Regions from separate parts of the Homo sapiens genome. Here all the other regions are linked to region 4. The links are chromatin contacts, found by Hi-C or POLR2A ChIA-PET in ENCODE. All regions are on one chromosome and are shown on one strand. Each heading gives the region's core, a stretch centred on a gene start or an enhancer-like site at or near the end of the contact. The rest is flanking DNA. Distances are from core to core; before and after follow the strand shown.

The links. Hi-C counts contacts between places; a loop is a spot of excess contacts on that map. ChIA-PET counts read pairs that join two places held with the same protein, here RNA polymerase II (POLR2A). Pooled maps may share reads with other maps.
Region 1: a map of gastrocnemius medialis shows a loop between it and region 4 (10-fold over the local background). The contact joins the enhancer-like site here to the promoter of SRSF5 in region 4. A Hi-C loop is called at or near these places in 1 of 168 maps with a recorded cell type or tissue (gastrocnemius medialis) and 1 of 50 pooled maps. POLR2A ChIA-PET finds 5 or more read pairs at or near these places in 5 of 52 experiments (A549, H1, HepG2 and 2 more).
Region 2: a loop to region 4 is called in a map with no recorded cell type, with 5 times the contacts of the local background. The contact joins the enhancer-like site here to the promoter of SRSF5 in region 4. A Hi-C loop is called at or near these places in 1 of 168 maps with a recorded cell type or tissue (naive thymus-derived CD4-positive, alpha-beta T cell), 5 of 37 single-sample maps with no recorded cell type and 13 of 50 pooled maps. POLR2A ChIA-PET finds 5 or more read pairs at or near these places in 14 of 52 experiments (CD4-positive, alpha-beta T cell, H1, MCF 10A and 9 more).
Region 3: a loop to region 4 is called in a pooled map, with 2.2 times the contacts of the local background. The contact joins the promoter of SMOC1 here to the promoter of SRSF5 in region 4. A Hi-C loop is called at or near these places in 1 of 50 pooled maps. POLR2A ChIA-PET finds 5 or more read pairs at or near these places in 6 of 52 experiments (H1, HEK293T, HepG2 and 3 more).
Region 5: a loop to region 4 is called in a map of heart right ventricle, with 10 times the contacts of the local background. The contact joins the enhancer-like site here to the promoter of SRSF5 in region 4. A Hi-C loop is called at or near these places in 4 of 168 maps with a recorded cell type or tissue (cardiac septum, dorsolateral prefrontal cortex, heart right ventricle and 1 more), 3 of 37 single-sample maps with no recorded cell type and 12 of 50 pooled maps. POLR2A ChIA-PET finds 5 or more read pairs at or near these places in 10 of 52 experiments (CD4-positive, alpha-beta T cell, HEK293T, MCF 10A and 5 more).

Annotation. Positions count from the first base shown.
Region 1 is chr14:69,848,288-69,852,849 of GRCh38, forward strand. No RefSeq gene overlaps it. Among named protein-coding and RNA genes, the nearest start is that of SMOC1, 29 kb to the right of the region's middle. Within about 2 kb of position 2,209, at least 3 of the 41 ENCODE cell types and tissues checked have a DNase peak (open chromatin) inside an H3K27ac peak, as active enhancers do; they include gastrocnemius medialis, where a contact is called at or near this core.
Region 2 is chr14:69,673,924-69,678,485 of GRCh38, forward strand. All of the region lies in intron 2 of SUSD6 (sushi domain containing 6), which reads left to right. Among named protein-coding and RNA genes, the nearest start is that of SUSD6, 65 kb to the left of the region's middle. Within about 2 kb of position 1,453, at least 4 of the 41 ENCODE cell types and tissues checked have a DNase peak (open chromatin) inside an H3K27ac peak, as active enhancers do.
Region 3 is chr14:69,877,728-69,881,814 of GRCh38, forward strand. It overlaps SMOC1 (SPARC related modular calcium binding 1), which reads left to right and starts at 1,689. Exons shown (of 12, transcript NM_001034852.3): 1 at 1,689-2,050. The coding sequence starts at 1,952. RefSeq lists a silencer at 1,787-1,876.
Region 4 is chr14:69,765,705-69,769,851 of GRCh38, forward strand. SRSF5 (serine and arginine rich splicing factor 5) reads left to right here and starts at 1,438. Exons shown (of 8, transcript NM_001320214.2): 1 at 1,438-1,551; 2 at 2,434-2,578; 3 at 2,900-2,970; 4 at 3,094-3,192; 5 at 3,478-3,547. The coding sequence starts at 2,453. It overlaps LOC100289511 (a long non-coding RNA gene), which reads right to left and starts at 2,009. Exons shown (of 1, transcript NR_029378.1): 1 at 579-2,009. RefSeq lists enhancers at 1,305-1,354, 1,395-1,444, 1,554-2,318, 2,315-2,364.
Region 5 is chr14:69,693,222-69,697,660 of GRCh38, forward strand. The region is part of intron 2 of SUSD6 (sushi domain containing 6); the gene reads left to right. Among named protein-coding and RNA genes, the nearest start is that of SRSF5, 72 kb to the right of the region's middle. RefSeq lists an enhancer at 1,265-1,314. Within about 2 kb of position 1,330, at least 21 of the 41 ENCODE cell types and tissues checked have a DNase peak (open chromatin) inside an H3K27ac peak, as active enhancers do; they include heart right ventricle, where a contact is called at or near this core.

The sequences.
Region 1 (4,562 bases), core at 959-3,458, 83 kb after region 4:
GGACTTTGTGGTCAGAGTCTCATGAGGTCAAATCTCTGCTCCATGGCTCTGGGAAACTTGTTTGATCATTCTGAGGTCAGTCTCCATCCTCTGTTGTACAATGGGTTGATAATTCACAGACGCCATCACAACACTTTGCAGGGTCTGACACCTGGGACTCAGTCAATGGTGGCCACTGCTATTGATGTTACTCTTATTTGGACAAATGAACAGAATGTCCTGAGAGAGGAGATCGAAAGCCATGACAAGGCAGCCCCCTCACTCCCACCCAGTCCCCTTCTCTGAGCCGGGGAGACTGCTAATGCCAGAAGCAGAGGCTAGGGGTGTGGAGGGGGTTTGGGGTGCTCTGTGAGGATCTCTCTGGGGCCTGGGCTTTTTGCTCAAGCTCAGTATCTCATCTGGGATCCTGTTTTCTGAGGGCTTAGGATTCCTCCAGTGGAGCTGGGCCTGAGGTTGGAAGGAGAACCTGTACTGATAGGGTTTGGAATGGGCTAGTTGTGGGAGATTAAAGAGAAAACTAGTTGGGGTGGGGGAGCTGACCTTACTCTTCACAAGCAGGGCAGGCAGGTGCACAATAATGATAGCTAAATTTACTGAGTTCTTAGTATGTGCCAGGCATAGTTTTTTGTAATTTTAATGTATTACTTCATTTAATCCTCACAACTCCCCATTTTATAGGTGGGGAAATTGAGGCGCAGAGGGACTAGGAAACCTGCCCAAGGTCGCACAGTGAGTAAGTGGGACAGCCTGGCAGCTGTGTCCTAGTCACATGCTCAGCACATTGTGTATCTTGTTTCATTTAGTTCTCACAAGAGCCTTCTGAGGTCAGCGTGATTCTATCTTCATTGTGTAGCTGAGGGCACTGAGGGTTATACAATTTGCCCAAGGCCATAATTTACAGGGGCCATGATTCAAATGTGAATTTCCAACTTGCAGGTGCCTGGAGGTGTCAGGCAGGGGAGGAGGAGGCCAGTGATGACCTTTCCCCTCGTGCCAGCCCTCAGAAGAGGTGGAAGTGCCTGCCGTATGCCTTTGATTTATAGTGGAGCAGGGGTTTAGATCCAGCTGTCAACTTGGGAAGCCACGTGAGGATTCTATTTTTAAAAATGGCCTTGTAATTATAATAGTGGGGTAAAAACCACCACCACCACCCAAGCAAACAGGAAAACAACCTGAATGTCCAACAGTGGGGGAACCAGTTAAATCAATTATGGTACAAACCCATGATGGCATATTTGGCAGTTAAGAATCTCACATTTTCAGAGACTCTTAGCATGGGATAATGCCTCCAGATATAACTAAAAGCAGGATATAAAACTGCATAACAACCTGATCCCAATCGAAAGGTAATTTTGTATATGACTTCTTATACAGAGAAAACGACTAGAAGAAAATAGAAAGTTGATGGTGGTTATCTCCAGCAAAATTAAAGGCAATTAAAATTTTCTGAATTATCCTATCATGTACTTGCCACATGCTTTACAAATCAGTTCGTTGACTCACAGACCATTAATCAGCTGGCATGCAATCATGGCGTTTTGAAGGTGGGGAAACTGAGGCCCAGGCCAGGGAACGCGGTTCAGGCTGGCCATGAAGCCGCGTGTGTTTGTCCAGCTCGGACGTGTGGCCCTGCCGGGTGTAGGGGGGACACCCATGCCTCCAACACGCATAAGGGGGTGACTGTATGGGGGTCGTGGGGCGCCCTCCCCCAAGGGGCACAGCTAGAGCAAAGCAGAGAAAGGAGGGGGTGAAGGTGGGGTGGGGGCTGGGTGGAAGGGAAGGGTTGGGGAACCTTTCAAAAATGGAAACCAGATGAGCCGTTCAAAGAGGAGCAAATTCTCCACGGCGCGCTCCTTTGTTGCGAGCGTGTGAGGCGGCGGCAGCTGCGTGCCTCGCCCCCCAGCCCACAGCCCGATGAGGCGGACACGGATAACTGCATTAGATGCACTCAGCTCTTTTCAATAAAACGCCCTTGTTGGAGGCACAATAGGGGGAACAGGGCAGCAACCCCAGGCCGGGCCGGGGGCGCCCTGCCCTCCTCCCGGAGAGCGCAGAGCGCACTCATTTTTCCGGGCTCTGCTAATTGACGTTTGGCCGCTGCGTGGTTCAAAAGAAAAGGCCGAACTCAAGTCCACTTCCACCGGAAACCAGGCGGCCCCTCCCCTGCCGCCCCGCCATGGCTGGGTCTCTGGGGGCGCAGCCAGGGACCACAGTGCAGCTGGCCGCAGGTGGCGCGGAGGCTGCTGTGACTCAGAATAGAAGGTGTCCTGAAGGCTTCTCCCAAAAAGGCTCCGTGCGCAGGCTTCTAGTTTCTGTTTGAGGAGACAGGTGGCAGCAGCAAGAGCAAAGGGCAATTTCAGGGCTGGAAGACTTCATCAGTGATTACCCAAATGCCACATTCTTTTAGTGATTCTAGTAAAGATAGCCTAGAACATTCTTTTAAGTTAAAAAAAAAAAAAAGGAAGATTACTATTTCTTGAACCTCTCCAGTGAGTTGCTTTAACTGTGAGCTAGGTGTTTACCATCCCTGGTTTACAGATGTGGAAACCAGGACTTAGATTACTGGCCCTCTAAAATCGCACAGCTAGGAAGTGGTAGAGCTGGAATTTGAGCCCAGGTCTGTTTAACTTTAAAGCAGGGTTTTTCAACCTTGGCACTATTGACATTTTAGCCTGGATAATTCTTTGTTGTGGGGCCTGTCCTGTGCCTTGTGGGATGTTTGTAGCATCCCTGGCGCTATCATCCAGATAGGATCACCAAAAATGTGGCCAGACATTGCCAAATGTTCCCTGGGGAGCAAATTTGCCCCCTGTTGGAACCACTGTTTTAAAGCATCCCTGTCATGCTACATGTGCTGGCATACTCATCTTTGCTGGGCTCAGGAATTTAATCTTTTGGGAAAACCAATTGGCCATGTGGGATTCTTTTCTTAAAGTTCGGCCCCACATGGTTCATGTGGGTGAGGCAGGAGAAGAGTTGGCTGCATCAGACAAGGTCAACCTCTGTGTACCAGCACCTGAGTATCTGTGGAGTACTTGAGGCATTTTAAACTGGGTATCTGTCTGTCTACATTTCTTGGGCCTCATTGGGTTGGGAGTGGTTCTAGTTCCTTCAACTATGCTTCCCATTCCTCTCTGCCAAGACTGTCCCACAGAGGGTGAGCCAACACGCTGCCCCATTCCCCCCCGCCATTTCATTATGCCAGGTAGCAAGACTAGCCTTGGCCACTGGAATTGCTAATACATCAGGGAAAACACCTGGTGAAGGAAGGAGATGTCACCTATGCAAAAATGGAGCAGGAGCCTCATCTTGAAATGAGTAGGGAGAGGACTTTGTTGCAGGCAGCTGGCCCCACCACTGGCCCACAGTGCTGGGGAGGTGGCTTCACCTGATTTCATTTTTGGCTGCAACTTGTGCATGATCCTGCCTCTGCCTTTGCAGCATACTGTGGCCTTTTGCTGCTTTGGCTTATGAAATGGTTCCACTCCCCAGTCCCCAAAGTTCAGAGGCCACCCAAATCCAGCCCCAGGCTCTGGGGACACACTGAACGGAGGCCTGTTTCAGTTCAACTGCCTTCTTCTCACATAGACAGAGTTGATTTATAACTGGGCTCCATCATATTTGTTTTTCCAATTCTGGCCTTCTTACTCCCCAGATTGACTTTCTACTGGAAATGACTTTTACCAAAGGTACCTCTTGGAAGAGTGTCAGGTCCATAGGGAAGTTAGAGGCATCAGGGCCTACTGGACTTCAGGCCTGTCCCCAGCACCGTCCTGGGCTGCACTTTATTGGACGTGCTCATGGGTGGGGGGCTCAGAGACTTGGGGATAGGCCTTATCTTTTTAAATTGAGCCCGTTCTAGGGAACATAGAGGATAAGGGCTTGAGGAGCTCAAAGAGAGGAACAGACATCTGGAAAGAAAGGAAATAGGAAACTGGGACAGTAAAAAGCAACCAGCATCTCAGAGGATGAGGGATTAGGATTTTTGATAACTGAAGTTTGTCTCATCTCTCTTTTCCTTTAATATGCTCATAAGCTTTTGAGGGGTTAGCATAGAAGCAGACATGTGCATGCACACATCCTCAGTTTAGTTTGGTATAGCATACACATTTTTCCTGCTTTCCCTCTTAGCCAATGATATATATTTGGTGGACAAAAGTTCCTTCTAAAAGGACCATTTAAGAAAAGGAAGATATGAAAGTAAGCATGTGTGTGAATGTGTTTGTGCCTCCACCACATGTAACTGCTTTCTTTTCGTTTCTTTCCTTTGAGTGTCTCCCCCTCCCCTGGGTGGTTTACATTTGCTGTCCTTTTGCTGAGATAATTTGCACTCTCCAACTTCATTAGCTGCAACTCCCTCCTGCCCTGGGACAAAAAACAGGGCCAAACTCTTCAAAAGAACACATGGAGACCCCATTAATGCTGGCCCTAATTGTGCCAATTCAAACCCCTCAATAACTCTAATTAAAACCTGTCTTGTGCGAGGCGCTGAGTGGCAACACAGCTGTCATCCCAGACAATCACATAACAGCTATGAGAAAAAAGGTCTCTCTGTGCAATTT
Region 2 (4,562 bases), core at 203-2,702, 92 kb before region 4:
TGATTTACCCTGACAGCTTCCTCCTCAGGGTCAGGAACTTCTGCTGGCTTGTTACTTGTTTTTTATTTTTTCCGTGTATGAGAACTTCTGTTGATCAGAATCCCATCCAGAGACTGGCTCGCCAAAAGTGAAACTAGAGACAAGTTTGGGAATTGGAGAGAATAACTTTTCTTTTTGGAGTCATTGGCACCTGCAGTTGTGCTGCTGCCATAACACCTGCCTACAGAGAGAATGACTGCATCACTGTCGTGCCTGCCTATCTTACCCCACTGCCAGCTTCACAGGCTGTCTGATCAGCTCTGGTTTCCAGGGTGCTCAGGATTGTTATTCGACATTCCCCACTGCCTGGCACAGTGTGTGGCTCATGGTAGGCCTGTGTGCATGCTTACTGGATGGATGGAATAAGCGGTTGTATCCAGCTACCTCTTCTTTTCTCGCTTCTTCTTAACTTGGTACAGTTGTCTTCCTTTGCCCTCCTCGCTTCCATCCTTCCTTCCCTGCTTCCTTTGTACTCATTTTTACTCCTCAGCACTCTGGCAGAGCTAGCATGTACGTCGAGTGCTTTGGGGGTTAAAAGTATACACAAGACAATCATAAAACACCCTATGCAAGCCATCTATGTGAGGGGTTCCTCCAGAGCTCCCCACTCTTCCTCCTTGTCTCTTCTGCCCACTTTGTCTAGGGTAGCTGGGAATGTTTTCACTGTCCTAGGGGAATTTGCTGTTCTTCAGATTGAATTTGACCCCGTTTTCAGCCTTTATTTCCCACCAGAGCCTGATGGTGTTTGTATTGGCAAGCCAGAAGACTCCTGGCTTGGAGAGAATTAGAGTTAGTACAGCCTGCCTGGCCCTGTCTTTTCAGCCTCTATCTGAAGGGGCAAAACAAATTTTTCGGCCTTGGTTAATTGTTACTTAGCCCCTCTGATCCAGCCTGGGCAACTTTCAGGTAGCTCAGGCACTGACTAGCCTGAAGTCTCTGTTGAAACAGGGAAGATTAAAGTTGATTTGATTCATTTGAAGTAAAATCAGCAGGCTTTTGATGATTTCATTAATTTCCTCCCTTCTGAACACCCTCCTGTTAGCAGTAATTGGAAACCCTGACTCTGTTTCTCATTTCCCCCCCACCCCTCTGCTTTAATCTGAGACAACTGGAAACTGCACTCAGCTTTTTCATTTACTGGAAGAATGGTTTGAAGATGGTTTTAATGACTGGCTTTGACACTGTTTCCAGAAGCTGAGACTGTTGCCGTGCTTAAGTTCACACCTACCTGGGGGCCTCAGTTTTGCTCACCTTGCTTCTATAAAACTGCTTAGTTCTTGGTGTGCAGGTGGAAGAGGGTCCCCATGAGAATTCTCTTTTTATCCCAGGCAATATATATGCAAGCTTTTCATTACTCATTTTCATCACTCAACATTTACAGACTGCCTGGGGTGTGTGCCAGGCACTGTCCTAGTAACTGAGTGTGTTCCCAGCACCTCCTCCTGGCCCTGGTGGACGTCCAGAGGACTAGGTAGGTGAGATTCCAGCAGGATGGTGGCTAAACTCAAACCTTGGGAACTGTAGTCTCTGGGGCTTTCTTTCTCTATCTGTTTTTATAGTTGCAACTTCAGTTTCTGTGCTTTTTTTTTTTCTTGGGCCTGAAGAGGAATAAATAATATGAACCACCACTTGATGTCAGAGAAATAGCAGGTAGCAATAGCTGCAACAGCTAATCACTATTGGCAGTTGACAAGATGTACAAACACTTGCTTGTATATCATGTCATATTGTTGTCCTCACGGTAAACCATCACAGCCAGTAAAGGACAAAGCCAGAATTCAACCTAGGCCTTCCCATTACAAATCAAATACTTTTTGTTTATTATTGTTATTATTTTTAGAGATGAGGTTTCACTGTGTTGTCCAGGCTGGTCTAGAACTCCTGGCCTGAAGCTGTTCTCCCACCTGAGTGGCTGGGATTACAGGTGGGAGTCACCATGCCTGGCTCTGCTTTTTGTACTATGTTGTTTTGTTTGATGGTTTGGTTTTGTTTTTAACGCTGACTTCCCATGCTATTGTCTTTAGTATGACTTCAACCACTTAAGTGTTAAGAACCTATTATGTATGCATTGGGTCTTGTACAAGGAAGTCAGGGTCTCACAGTCTAATGGGGGGAAAAGATAAGACAATTCATCTTAGTTGCCCTTGAGTGATTCAGGTACTGAATGCTATTAGAAAGAAGAGAATTAACCCTGATGTCTGTCTAGGGAGGCTTCCCCAGAAGAGCCAAGACTTGAATTGGGCATGGTGGAAAGGCAATACTCAAACCAAGAGAGAGGTGAGGAGGAGTTTTGGTTCCTATATGACTACCTCAGACTCGGGGATACAAAGAAGGTGGTAAGGTTTGTTTCCTTCTTCAGACTTAGAAAACCAGTATCCTCTGGGGTGATGCTCCTCCAACTTTACTGTGCTTTTTCTTTTTTTTTTTTTCCTTTTTGAGACAGGTTCTTGCTCTGTTTCCCAGATTGGAGTGTGGTGGGTAATCACGGCTCATTGCAGCCTCCACCTCCTGGGCTAAAGCAGTCTTCCCACCTCAGCCTTCTGAGTAGCTGGGACTACAGGTGCATGCCACCATGCCTGGCTAATGTTTTTATTTTTTAAAAAAATTGTTTTTTTAGAGATGACATCTTAGTATGTTGCCCAGGTGGGTCTTGAACTCTTAGGCTCAAGCAGTCCTCATGCCTTGGCCTCCCAGAGTGCTGGGATTATAGGCATGAGCCACCGCCCACAGCCTTTACTGTGCTTTTTAAAATGAGATTCCCACATATTTTGCCCACAAAGAACCATTTAGTAGATCTCTGTACAGCCCAGCAATCTGCATTCTTTAAAAGTTTGCTAATAATGTAGAACAGTTCCCCAGCCTCTCAAGGTCTCCTGCCTGAAGAGAAGAACCGAAAGGTATAGATTTCATTTGTTCCTTTCCAGAGGCAGAAACTGTTTGGTCAGTCAGCTGCTCCCGTTATTATGGTGAAGGTGGTGAGGTGGCCCAGGCTTTGAGAAACACCATAACCCAAGGTGTTCTCATGCCCTTAGTGTTGCAGAAAGCATTAGGAACCAGGGACCTGGGTTTTGATATCATAGAGGTCTTACTTGATGAGAAGAGGACTAAGAGTGTTTAGGATGAAACCAAGGAGGAATGGGGACAGTGGATAATAAATTGTGTAAGTTAAGTTGACTCTGACAGCACCTGGGTCAGTCTGTCTGCCAGCTTGATTTGAAGGCAGGTGGGGAAACCCACTGAGTCTGAGTACCTTTGAAACAAAGTTCTGGCCTTGCTCAGAGTTACTCATGTTACTCTGTTACGCCGGGCGTGGTGGCTTACGCCTGTAATCCCAGCACTTTGGGAGGCCGAGGCGGGTGGATCACAAGGTCAGGAGATCGAGACTATCCTGGCTAACACGGTGAAACCCCGTCTCTACTAAAAATACAAAAAAAATTAGCTGGGCGTGGTGGTGGACGCCTGTAGTCCCAGCTACTTGGGAGGCTGAGGCAGGAGAATGGCATGAACCTGGGAGGCGGAGCTTCCAGTGAGCCAAGATCACGCCACCGCGCTCCAGCCTGGGCCACAGAGTGAGACTCCGTCTCAAAAAAAAAAAAAAAAAGAAAAGTGTTTTTACAGACCTGTTTGGTAGCTTAGCTTTCAGATGACTGTTTTGCAGAGGGGAGTGGGTGGGGTGGGTGGCAGCAGTGGAGACAGCTGCATGGTCAATCAGGGGGTGAGTAGAAACAGATCTGCCAGAGGATTTAGCAGTCTTGATGAATCTAATTATTTATTTCTATATTTTGTGACCATATGGTACCTAGGGTGGTTATAAAGATTAGAAAACAATCACCAAGTTACCAAATACCCTGTTAAGAAGTGATATGCCTTAGGTTGGAGGCATTGTAAAAATACTATAGGCGAAAAGAATTAACACTTATAAACATGTAATGTGTTCCACTGTAAACTTAAAAAATGGAGACGAGTGTAATCACACATGGATACTTGCCTCCCAGATTTAATATTTTGCCATACTTGCTTCAGACCTTTTCCTCCAGAGATGACCAGTATCCTAAGTTGATGTGCATCATTCCAACCATTTCTGTTTTTGGATACTTAAACCTGTATTCCTAAGAAATACAGAATATTGTTTTATGTGTTTAAAAATGTGCAGTGCATTTGGTGTTCCTGCTTCAACAGTGTTTGGATGGAACAGATCCAGGGACTCTCTTGGGAAAAAAAAAAAGTATGTAACCTTCCGTAGCATACTTTTTTCACTCAAGATTTCTTTTGACATTTGGCTATGTTAGTACATTTCTTTTACCTGCAGTATAGCATTCCATTGTGTTAATATAAGTGTATATTACATATTGTAACATAATTTATAATTATATATAATTATATAAATATATATTTATAATTATTGATTACAAACTATAGTTGTAAATTATATGTTGCAATTATTTGCAGTGATGATATGTAACAGTATAATTGTATTAATAACAAAATATTTATAACCATTCTCTCACTGATGGATCTATGGG
Region 3 (4,087 bases), core at 439-2,938, 110 kb after region 4:
CCTGCTGTACAGCTCCAGAGTCTGTCTGACCAAAGCACTCATTCCCAGTGGAGGAAAAGATAGACCATTCTTTTAGAAGTGCGCTTCATTTTTGTTTGGAGAACCACAAGTACTTTGTTATTGTTCCAGCATCCAGTCTGAGCTTTCTTGTCAGAGGGCAATGGGGAGAGGGGAAGTCGTTTAAGCAGGGAATGGTGAGTTCCGGTTTGCTGCTTAAAAGGATCACTGGCTTCTAAATAGCGAATAGACACACTGGCTGCCGTGTGGAGGTTGGATGGGGCCAGTGTGGAGAGAGGGCAAAACTGAATTCAGGAGTCAGGTGCGAAGCTGTTTCATGGAATCCAGGAGAGAAGCCCTGAGGGAGCAGAGCTAATCTTAGGACCTCTCAGACCAGATAGGGAGGGGGAGTGTGGCACTGATGCTTACAATCAAATTATAGAAAAGAATCCCTCCCTGCGAAGTAGCCCATACTGATGGAAGTAAGCACTAAAGGTTGTTCTCCACATAAGGAGATCGCTCTGGGTTTCATTTTGCGCCCCCCCGCCCCCTTCCCTGTGATTTCCTGGAGATGTCAGTCTCACTGAAGGCAGCTGAGCACCTTGCTCTGTTGAGGAGCCGGTGTGATGCAGCTGTGACCATTCCCAAGATGGCCTTCCGGGGATGGCCCTGGGCAGAGCCCCCCAACATCTGACTGAAGCTCCGCTGAGCTGTCCTCTCCAAGAGGGTCGGGCACCCGGGAGAGATCTCCTCTCCTTGTTCTACCCCATCTCTGGGATCTCTGCATCCTCAGACTGCCGCCTCCTCATCTATACTTTTCCTCCTTGTCTCCCATCAGGGGACCAGGGCCTCTCTGCCCGCCTCTTCCAGAGCTGCTGGGCTATAGAGAGGCTGCCCCTTGCCCTCCAGTTCAGAGGGGGAAGCTAGGATGCCTGAGTTCCAATCCTGGATCATACGGACCATAGGGCTGGGAGATGTGTGTGTGTGTGTGTGTGTGTGTGTGTGTGTGTGTGTGTGTGTGTGTGTGTGTAGGGGGTTACCGTACCCAAGAGGCCCTCCCCAGCGGCCAATGCCCAGCACACGCTTCACCTTGTCCCTTGCGACTTCTCCCGGGGCAGCCGCTGTGAGACTCAGGATGTCACCTCCCAGGGAGAGTCTTTGAAAGAAGTGGATGCTCCCATTCCCCACTCCAACGCCACAGCCCACCCTGTGCGGGTCATCCAGCGACTTCCCAGTTACTCTTCCCAGATGCAGCAGGGAGGCAGATCTCTCGGCGCCTTCGTGTCACAGCATTCTCATCTGATAAATGGGGCTAGGAGTATTTTCCCTGCCTACTTCACCAGGATGTTGGGACAATCACGAGCTTGAGCTAAGAAATATACATGCTTAAGGCATTATTATTAGCCAGGTGAGCCTTCTGGTGGGTGCCGGCTGCTGGGGCTCTCTCAGGCTTCCTCGGGCAGGAGTGCCGGGAGAAAGTTACTCTTTATCCCACTCTCTCCCGGGGCCTACTCCCGCGGAGCTCCTCGGCGGGGGGTTGACCACGAGTGGCTCCTCTTGCCCCTCTCCCATTGGCTTTCACCTGCCAGAGGGTCGGCTTCAACAGGCCTCTTGGCCCGTCAATCAGGCCCGCCGTGCTCCGCCCCGCCCCTCCCGGGGGTTTATAACGGGAATTCCCATGGCCCGGGCTCAGGCGTCCAACCTGCTGCCGCCTGGGCCCCGCCGAGCGGAGCTAGCGCCGCGCGCAGAGCACACGCTCGCGCTCCAGCTCCCCTCCTGCGCGGTTCATGACTGTGTCCCCTGACCGCAGCCTCTGCGAGCCCCCGCCGCAGGACCACGGCCCGCTCCCCGCCGCCGCGAGGGCCCCGAGCGAAGGAAGGAAGGGAGGCGCGCTGTGCGCCCCGCGGAGCCCGCGAACCCCGCTCGCTGCCGGCTGCCCAGCCTGGCTGGCACCATGCTGCCCGCGCGCTGCGCCCGCCTGCTCACGCCCCACTTGCTGCTGGTGTTGGTGCAGCTGTCCCCTGCTCGCGGCCACCGCACCACAGGCCCCAGGGTAAGTGCGCCCCCAGCTTTGCGCCCACCTGCGGAGGGAGGGGAGGTTGCTTCCCCCCTCATCCCTGAGGGAAGGAGGAGGGGGAAGAGAGATGTCAGAGACCTGTTGTCCTCTGTCTACTACCAGGTCCCCTGCGGGCTTGGTGAAGTTGCTGAAATATTTTTTTTCTCCCATTGGAGCCACCACCACTCTCCCTTTCTTGACCCACCATCCCTCCCCTGTCCCCGAACTGTCACTGGTGGGTTTTCTTTCCCAATCTCTTCTCTCCTGCATTTTGCTCAAGACCCTCAGAGGTGCCTCCTGCGTCGGAGAGAAGCTCGCTCTCCGCTCATGCAGGGCTTCCCTGTGGTCTCACGCTGGCGCCCGGTCCAGCGCGCTGGAGTTGTTGGCAGGCGGCGGGGGTTGGGACGGGGGCGGGTGCAGCTCTGCCTGGAGAGTTTTAGGTTACCCGCGAGCCACACAAGGACCTTGTGTTGTTGTTTTAAAAAGCGATCACTGCTCGTAAAACCCACAGCAGATAATTTTAATGTCACCTCCTGCCGGGCAGGCACTGGAAGAGGGTCAGAGGTGGGGTACTGTAAAGAGGTGGGAGGGGAGAGTTGCGCAATGTTCAGGGGTCTCTCCCCCTGGGTTCAGTGCTGGGAGGTTGAATTACTCGTTGAACCTTGGTCTGATTGGAGTTTCTGAACGACATGAAACCTGCCAATTCTGTGCACAGGACAGATTGTCCAGGGCATTGTAAAATCTCCTGGAACCGACAGTATTGTGTTCATTTCTGGTCTAGATTATCCCCGCAACACCCCCCACCAATTGGTCTAATAAAGAATTTCACTGCCTTGAAACATGTACTATTAAACGACCTAGTGGTTCTTTTGACCAAACTTAATCCAGGCAATCTCTGGCCAAGCATCAGTTTATGTCAGGGCAATTGACTCTTAACTGGCAGCCTGAGAGTCCATGTGAAAGTAGCTAGGATCTTTGTGAAAACAAGGTTGGCTCAACCAACTCGTGCTTTCTTTCTTGAACATCCTTGGGCCTGGCCCTTTACCACCTGTTCAGATTGCAGGTTGTTTATTCATAGCTTTTACTATATGAGAATCATCTTTATAGCTGTCGTGTGGAGAAAAAGTCTTGCAATGCTTGACAAGTCTTAATGACTGCCCAGATGCTGGGTTGATTACATCCAAGCCCAGGTATCACTGTGAGATCAGATTTGCAGCCATTTAGGAAAGAAAAGTGTTTGTCCCCGTGTTGGGCCAGCCCTTGCTTTTATGACCAGATGTGCAACAGCAGCAGTTAAAGTGTGGCAGATTAGATCCAGGGCGTGTCATAAATCCTCGACAGCAGGCATTCCCAAAGCTGGGGCAAGTAAGGGCTCCAGGAGTGACTTTTATGGATGCAGATGAGGATGCCTTTTAAATGAAGCTGCTTGGTTTGATATTAGGACTCAGAGCTCTTAAACTCTGAGGTCAGGCGAGCCATGCGTTCCCTCCAATAATTAGGAACAGTCAAGACAGAGATGCAGACCAGAGCACCCCGACTGAAATCTGGATGGCCGCCCACAGGAGGGTCGAAAGGAGAGAGGCCCTGAGACAAATGGTGGGGGGCTCGTTTGTTTGCTGCTGGGCTTGTCTAGAGTCTCAAGCCATATGGCTCTCCTTCCTGGCCTCCTGGAATCAGAGGAAGCAACCTTTAGGGGAAAGCTAGGGACTTGAGGGGAAATCAGGCACCGTGGTTAGGTTCCTTCCAGCTCCTCTAGTTTATTAATTTGATAGAAGTGATGGAACGTAAGCAGGAATTGTAAATAGGCTGGTGTATGTCCAAGCTGCTTCACACTCTCTCTCTCCTTCTTTCTTTTTTTCCCTCTTTCTCTCTCTCACTCAAATACATACATGCACAAACACACACACACATGTGCACACACATCTTGGTGTGTTTAGAAAGTACCAAGGAGAAGGTGCTGTCTCGAGCATGTGGTTACCTGGTTGTGTTTATAGATAACAATAAGAGCTACCACTTATGAACATCTGGGCTGGG
Region 4 (4,147 bases), core at 188-2,687:
TATAGGTAACTAACTTCACTGAGGCTCTTTTTATTTGTACATATAACTATGAATGGACAAGCTTATCCCTTACAAACTATCCAAGTTTCAGTTCTGAGTGCCTAAAGGCCCCTGAGGTCGAGTTAAGGGTCAGTTGCTCTCCTTCCGGAACTACTTTTTCTCTGTTTAACTCTAGTTGCAAGCATGCAACTCCACATTCCAGGCACTTCTCAAAAATGGGGTGCACTGGGTTCTACATAAAAGCATTAAAGCGAAGTTAAGCAATCTCTTTATGCCTAAGTTTCTAGGTCTACCAACCTTATCGGGACAACGCGGGAGTTAATATGGAGGGCTGTGTTTTACACCCACTTTGAAAGCACGGCATTGTCTGTTTCTAAAGAATTGTAAACTTTCATGTGTTACATTACAGAAATCTGAACGGAGAGGATTAACCAAATACCATTTGGACTTAAAAGCAGCTTGAGGCCGGGCGCGGTGGCTCATGCCTGTAATCCCAGCACTTTGGGAGGCCGAGACGGGCCGATCACGAGGTCAGGAGATCGAGACCATCCCGGCTAACACGGTGAAACCCCGTCTCTACTAAAAATACAAAAAAATTAGCCGGTGTGGTGGCGGGCGCCTGTAGTCGCAGCTACTCGGGAGGCTGAGGCAGAAGAATGGCGTGAACCCGGGAGGCGGAGCCCAGATCGCGCCACTGCACTCCAGCCTGGGCGACAGAGCAAGACTGTCTCAAAAAAAACAACAAAAAACAGCTTGAAACCTCTTCCAGCCACTCTCCCAGAGTGACGGACATGCAGAAATCTGTATTCCAGCCTCAATTCAAGACAGCCTTCTAGCTGCAGTCCCATTTTCAACATTTCATCAGTGAAAATCCTTTCATTTAAAAAATACTTCAGTGCCTTAGTCTTCTCACCACAACAAAACCACACAGCTGTGGCATGGTTGAAAAAAGAACTCGAACATCTAGGAGCTCCCTGCTTTGAGGGCAAATTTAAATTGCAAGCAGCAAGAGCTAAGGAAAGGCCAGGTATTTCTGCAAAGCTAAGTTTCTCCTAATTAGTAATCTTCTGGGTGTCTAAGAAAAACTTTAGATACAAGAAGGGTTGCCACTTTTCTCAGGAGACTCTTCTGGGAGAGATGATGATGAACCGAACGCCAAGGACTTAGCAGGGGCGAACGACGTCAACAGATGTCCCTCCAGACTCCGGCACCAGCCGGCCGAGCCCAAACGAGTTCTCGCCCCCGACCCCACCCACCGCGGGAGCAGGGTTCGGTCACTCGCAGTGTCAGAGAGGCCCACATCCTCCTAAATTTCCGGCCCTCCCAAAACTTCCGTCTTCCCTAGGTCCAACGGGGTGGACCCAAGGCCCAGGGGCGTCCCCGGAAGTGACGTAGGACGCGCCCTCCATTTTGTGGAGCGCCAGAGCTGCTAAGTGCGTCAGTTGTGGAGTGGCGTAGACGAGTTAAGTCCTGGTCTGCGTGGAGGTCGACGACTCCGTCGCAGACTACGGACCTGTCTGGGTCTCAGCCGCCAAAGACCCCGTCCGGTAGGTGAGTGGCTCACTTTGAGGGCAAGCCTTCTCGGATCGAGGCTTCTTCATGGCCGCTCAGATCGTGAGCGGCCGGGGCTGCTCTCTTTGCGGAGGATGGCGTCTAATGAGCGCAGTTGATTCGAGGTGGGCGCTGGGGCACGTCTCCCTTTTGGCATACTGTTTGAGGGGTACTGAGGTGAAAGGGCGGTCACTGTTCGGGTCGTTTTTACACAGCGGTTGTGCGCCCGTCCCTGCCAGTCTTAATGTCTTCATCTCCTGGACACGTAGAATAGTGGGCCGGGATCTCCCTGACTTTGCTGGCGATGCGGCTGGGCCTTTTGTAGGGCGGCCGCAGTGACCCCCGAGAAGGGGGTTGCTGGGAGGAGAAGGGAAGAGGGAATTTGGCACGCGCAGCTCTGCTGCCTTTGATTCCACCGCCGCCATTTTGTGGCCGCAGAGCGCCCGCCCGCTGCTGTTGGCGCAGGCGCGGTCGAGGCGTCGCGAGATTCTGGCTTCCACCCGCTGTGACGCGCCCGCGAGGCCGCCATTGGGCTGGCTTTGCGGAGGGCGCGGGCGGCTCCGCCCGCACTTCTCGGCCTTTCCTAACTGCGGCAGATGGGAGGGGGCCGGAGAGCCCGGAGAGTGTGCGGCTGCGCAGTTGGAAAGGTGGCAGTGGGCGTTGCGGTTGCTGCGGTCTGGGCCCAGTAGCGGACCGTGTTGGGAGGGAGCTGGGTTTTCATTTTGTCTGCAGGTAACCTGGCCTCATTAGAGGCTCTGTTGGCAATCTCGTTCATAACATCACTGTGTAAACATTTTATGCCGTTGATGTTTTTGATTGTTTAATCAGGCGTTTCTCTGTGACAGTCATTGCTATTATCTCGATTGAATTACTTTCTAATAGGAAGTACTAGCCGGACATCATGAGTGGCTGTCGGGTATTCATCGGGAGACTAAATCCAGCGGCCAGGGAGAAGGACGTGGAAAGATTCTTCAAGGGATATGGACGGATAAGAGATATTGATCTGAAAAGAGGCTTTGGTTTTGTGGTAAGTATTTAGAACTGGGTGAATTATCTGCTAAGTAGGTAGAGTTTTGATAAGCAGTTGTTTTCGATCTTGAGTCCGGGTGGAATATTTGCCTTCAGAAAATGTTACCCAGCCTTATGTCTGAATTTTATTGAGGCTGAAAACAACTTTAACTTGCCGGCTCACTGGAACCCCACTCCCAGTGGCTCCTTGATTAGGTTTGACTGTATGGCAGTGTCGTTAAGATACTCTTCCCATTCTGTCTCCTGATTTCAGTGCTCTTAATGTGTTGTAGAATACTCTTCTAAAGCCAATGTTAAGAGTCTTATGCTTACATTTTAGGAATTTGAGGATCCAAGGGATGCAGATGATGCTGTGTATGAGCTTGATGGAAAAGAACTCTGTAGTGAAAGGTGAGATTCCTGTGTAACTAGATAACCCTGGGACATAGAGCAGACTGGGTCTGCTGGCATATTTTTCTAAGTAGATTTATGTAGCTTAAGTGTGTAACGGAGATTTTTCTTCCCTTTTTGTAGGGTTACTATTGAACATGCTAGGGCTCGGTCACGAGGTGGAAGAGGTAGAGGACGATACTCTGACCGTTTTAGTAGTCGCAGACCTCGAAATGATAGACGGTATGTGAAGGGTGGATGGCTGCATTGAACAATTATTGTAGGGGTAGCATTTAAGATTCAGGAGTCATTAGCAGTGATGATTTTGGGTCCTGCCGTATAATCTGTTCTTCTATTCCCACGTTAGCCAGTTGTTCTTGATGAATCTATATGAGTCATAGAACACAAATCTATTGACGGAAGTCATTAGAATGGCTTGTGATATCTGATGGCTTGAACTTGCCCACAGTTGAACACAAGTGCTGTCATTGCATTTCTTCCATTGTGAATACGAATTTTCTTCCTCAGAAATGCTCCACCTGTAAGAACAGAAAATCGTCTTATAGTTGAGAATTTATCCTCAAGAGTCAGCTGGCAGGTTTGTTGAAATACAGTTTTGAGTTATTTTGATGTGGCTTTTTAAAAAAGTTAATGGGTAGCTAATGTTGTATTGTTTTATTAAAAGTAGTTTTAAATTAATGGATTTAATGGAATTGTAATTTTAAACATTTAATTAAATGTAATTTGGGGGATATTTTGAACTTTAATATTAGTGATCAAATGTAAATGTTTTGAGGATATTTTTCTTGTTTTTTAAAATCAATTTTTAACCAAATATTAAACCCTTTATTTGCCAGCCTGTCTGTGTCGTTGGCCTTATGACGAGGAGTGCCTGTGGGTTATCCTAATCGTTGTCTTGGTCACTCTTGGTTGGGCCTGGTTGACTTTGCCAGTCAGCTCCTACAGTGATCAGTTGGCCACCTCTAGATCTGTGTTTGCCGGTCTAGACGTTATCGGTGCACTTCCTTGAAGTGCCAGGTTGCAGCGATCCCAGAGCGTTGATAACGTGATCTGATCCCTAAGTTGAGACCTGTCTTCCTGTAACGCTTCCGAATAAGAGGTCCGGTCGAAAAGAGTTGAAAGATACGAAATTAGGTGGTCGTTGGAATCCTGATCGCAGTAAAGTGGTCCTTGGTAA
Region 5 (4,439 bases), core at 80-2,579, 73 kb before region 4:
CAGCAGGATAAAGGAGAATGGTCCTCTGGCCTGCCCCTCCTTGTAGCAGTGGTAACAGTGGGAGGGGGAGGGGTTCCCAGCCCCAGCTGGCAGCCTGTTTCCCTGGGTCCCTGAGCTGCAAGAACAAGAGGAGGTGAAAGGGTAACAGGCCATATGGAGTCCATTTGTCAGCCAAGAGCAGCCTGGGCTGTATTGTCGAGAACGGGAAGTGAAAAAGGAGCCGGCTTATTACTGAACTGGAACAAGGAGAGAGCAAACAACACCCCCCAAAGTGCTTATCCTGCTCTGTTTTCTGCCTGCCCCCTCTCCAAATATCCAGAAATTTCTGAAATAATCCTTTTTCTTTTTACCAAAGCCTTTGCCCATTCCAAAAATCAGAGATAAGGGTTTAGTTTGCTACATGAAAATTTATCAGTGCCTAGTAATGTGCCAGGCATGATACAAGACCCTTTCAAGTATGCAGTTTTGTTAGTCTTCTAAAAAAACCTGTGGAGCTGGATATTGGCTGCTAAGGACTAAGGCTCAGAGGAGTTATGACAGTTGACAAGGCTGCAGAGCAGGCCCCTGGGTCAAACCCAGATTCATCTGTCTGACCCCCAAGACTATGCTCTTACTCCATGTGGCTCTGGTCCTGTTAGGTAGGCAGTGTATTTTCACAGTTAGGTACCAATTTGGAGAATACAAATTGTACCCTGGAGAGGGATGCTCTTTGCCGTTGTCTGTTATTGACTCATCTCAAATCAAAAATCATTGTGGCTCATTGCAGTTGAAAACAAGACAGTGTTTTGAAATAAGGACAAAATTTTGCAAGTCACGTTGGTTTTCTACTAAGCATCTACTATCTCCTGGATTATTTGTCAGGTACTAGGGATACAAAAATGAGCAGAACAAGTCTCTGCCCTATGGCTTAGATGTGTGGGTTGGTGGTTATTGGGGAAATGGAGGAAGGACCAACCTGTGAGAAAACCTGCAGAGACTACAACATGGTGATAGGTTACAAATAGGAGTGAAGATGATGTAATGGGAACCCAGAGGAGGAATAATAAAGCTGCTGTTATTGAACACTTAGTATGTGACAGACCCATTACCAGGTACTTTACCTGCATAGTTGTGATTAACCTTTTGAATCCCCATGTTAAAAATGAGGAAACTGAGGAATAGGAAGATCTCCCCAGGACTACCCAGTGGGTAACTGTTGGAGCAGTGTGCAACCCCAGGCCGTGAAGTCTCAGCCCAAGCTGGTAAGCTCCACCCTGTGCTGCTCATTGTTTCTCTCTGGCCATGCCTGGGAAGGTGGCCTTGGAACCTTGGAGATGGGTGGGGTTCCAGCTGACTGCATGTGCTTTCAGTTCAGGGTTTCTAGGCTGGGAGAGAAACAGTACTTTTGACTGAATGACTAAGGACTTTAGAGGCTTAGGTGCCACTAAAAGCACTTTCTTTTATTGAACGCTGTGCCTCAAACATGAAAACTCCAGGTGACAGGAGTTTTTATGTTTGAGGCAGGGTGCAGTAAAAGAAAGTGCTTGTTGGCTCTGAGGCCTCTGGCTGGCATTTTCCCTCTCCTGTGAGGGGGAGGAAGTGAGGGGCCCAGGCCTAAAACAAGATGGACAGGTCCGAGGCCTGTCCCACCTGTCAGTTGCTGATCTTCCGAGGAGGGCTTAGGTTGAGCCTCTCTTAGGAAGGCAGTGGTGGGGGCCCGAGAAGAGCCACAGGAGGTATCCTGAGCCATGGGTGGTTTCTCCCTGTGTTCTCCCACCCCAGCTCTGGTGCCACACCCTGAAAAAGGCTTGAGCTACTGCAGGCTGGCTCTCCCCCAGTGAGTGGGAAGTTCTCATGAGAAAAGGGATCCTGACTGGACAATAGGCTTCCTGTCTGACTGCTAGGAAGATTTGTCTCATAGGAGAGGAAGGTTGCAAATGGCATGAGAAACCATCTCACTTCCCTCTCACTGCAGCCTGTTTTAGACTTGACTATTTGGCGGGATCGGGAAGCCAGAAGGCTGGGCAGAGCCATGGACCAGAGCAGCCCCAGGTATCTCTTAAGTAGTGGGACTCCTGCCTGTTTTCCGGCTCTCACCACAAGTCCACAGCAGGAATCTGTCCCAATGCAGGAATTTCTGCATGGACAGGATGATCTCTAGCCCCTCACACCTTGTGCTGTATCCAAAACCACAATGGTTGCAGGACTTTTGCGAAGGAACCTTGGAGAGGTAGTGAGGCCCGCCAACTTTAGACAAATTTGCAAATGTCAGAAGAGATCTCAGAGGTGATCTGGTTCATTGCCTTCATGTATTGAAACTGAGGCCCAGAGTCTACGGGCAGTACCCAGTTTGTCCTTGTCACTGGACTCTGCCATCTGTGGCTCCCTTGACAGATTATGGGTGTGAGAGAAGCCTGACTCCGAGACCCTCTGATACTGCCCAGTGCTGTGGAATGGGAATACAGCCTTCTGGGGTTCAAATCCTAACTGTGCCACCCACCTGCTGGGTGAAATTGAGCAAGTATCTCAACCCCTGGCTCATCTGTGTAATGCATTGTTATGTTTCTAGAGGGTTTTTTGTGAAACTTAAATGAGTTACATATGTAAAGTGCTCAGATAGTGCCTGGCCTGTAGTCAGTGAACACAAGCTGTTGTTATTAGGAGGCTTCAGAAGAAACCTTTTGACCATATCAGATGTCATCACTTGTTTTTTCTTCTTTGTATTTGTCTGGAATGCTCTAATTCCAACTTGCCTGGGAGGCTTTCTTTAGGGGAATCACCTCCCCTTTGAAAAAGGCTGTTCATACTGGGTATAACTCTTTCTTTTATATGCTGTACGAAGTAGCTGGATGTCTCCAAAGCCATAGGCTGAGCACATCAAATGGGGAAATGAGCCACAAAACAGAACCTGGCAGGTTTCCTGATGCCCTGCCCCCCTCAGCAGGCCCCGGCTTAACTGAGTGGTCAGGCTTGCAGCTTAGAAGCCAGAGTTCCTGGTGAATCCAGCCCTGCCAATTACAAATGTGTGGCTTGAGGCAGATCACTCAACTCAGTTAAGCCTTATTGTCCTTATCTGTAAAGTGGAGAAAATATAGTACCTGCTTCATGTAGAGAGAGAACCCAGAAGAGTACTTGGCACAGGTAATAAACTATCTGTTTGCAATAATTACTGTTTTCCTTATTCCAAAACAAACAGAACTATACATTTAAACACCTTTGTTCTCTGTATTGACCTTGCTTTTTCTCTGGATCTCTTTGCTTCTACAAACCATTGAAGGCTAGAAGTAGAAATATAACCTTTATATATAAGAAAGGGTTTTGAGAGCAAGCACATAAATAGTGCTTTTCTAAATAACTTTAAGAGACCCTTAGTGCTAAATGCCTCCTTCTTTCCACATCTTCAGCCTCACATTTCATGCCCTGTCGTGTGGTTCTGAACCTTTTCCACTGTTTTCAGATCCCCAGACCTGTCCTGACTGCTGGCCAAGGACTCCTTCACTGAGACTGTGCTGTCCACTACAATAGCCACTACTAGGTGGCTGCATGTGGTGACTGAGAACTTGAAATGTGTTTAGTCTGAGTTGAGGTGTGCTATAAGTGTAACCGGAAAGGGGTCCAGATTCAGACCCCAGGAGAGGGTCCTTGGATCTTCCACAAGAAAGAATTCAGGGCGAGTCCACAGAGTAAAGTGAAAGCAAGTTTATGAAGAGAGTAAAGGAATAAAAGAATGGCTGCTGTATAGACAGTATAGACAGAGCAGTGTGGCATGGGCTACTCGGCTGAGTGTATTTATAGTTATTTCTTGATTATATGCTAAACAAGAGGTGGATTATTCATTAGATTTCCAGGAAAGGGGTGGGAATTCCTGGAACTGAGGGTTCCTCCCCTTTTCAGACCATATAGGGTGACTTCCTATGTAGCCGTGGCATTTGTGAACTGTCATGGCTATGGTGGGGGAGTGTCTTTTAGCATGCTACTGCATTATAATTAGCATATAATGAGCAGTGAGGACACCGGAGGTCACTTTCGTCACCATCTTGGTTTTGGTGGGTTTTGGTCGACTTCTCTGCCCAACCTGTTTTATTGGTGTGGTCTTTTGTGACATGTATCTTGTGACCTCCTATCTCATCCTATGATTTAGAATGCCATGCCTAACCTCCTGGGAATGCAGCCCAGTAGATCTCAGCCTCATTTTACTCAGCCCCTATTCAAGATGGAGTCGCTGTCATTCAGATGCCTCTTATATAAGTGTACAGACTACTATGAGAAAAAGAATATAAAGTATCTCATTAGTGAATTTTTATGTTGACTCCATGTTGAGATGTAATCAGTCAACATATTTTTTCATATGTTGGGTTAAATAAAATATTAAGATTAATTTCACCTGTTTCCATTTATCTTCCTAATTGGCTACTAGAACATTTTAAATTACATCTGTGGCCATGTTATATTTCTGTTGG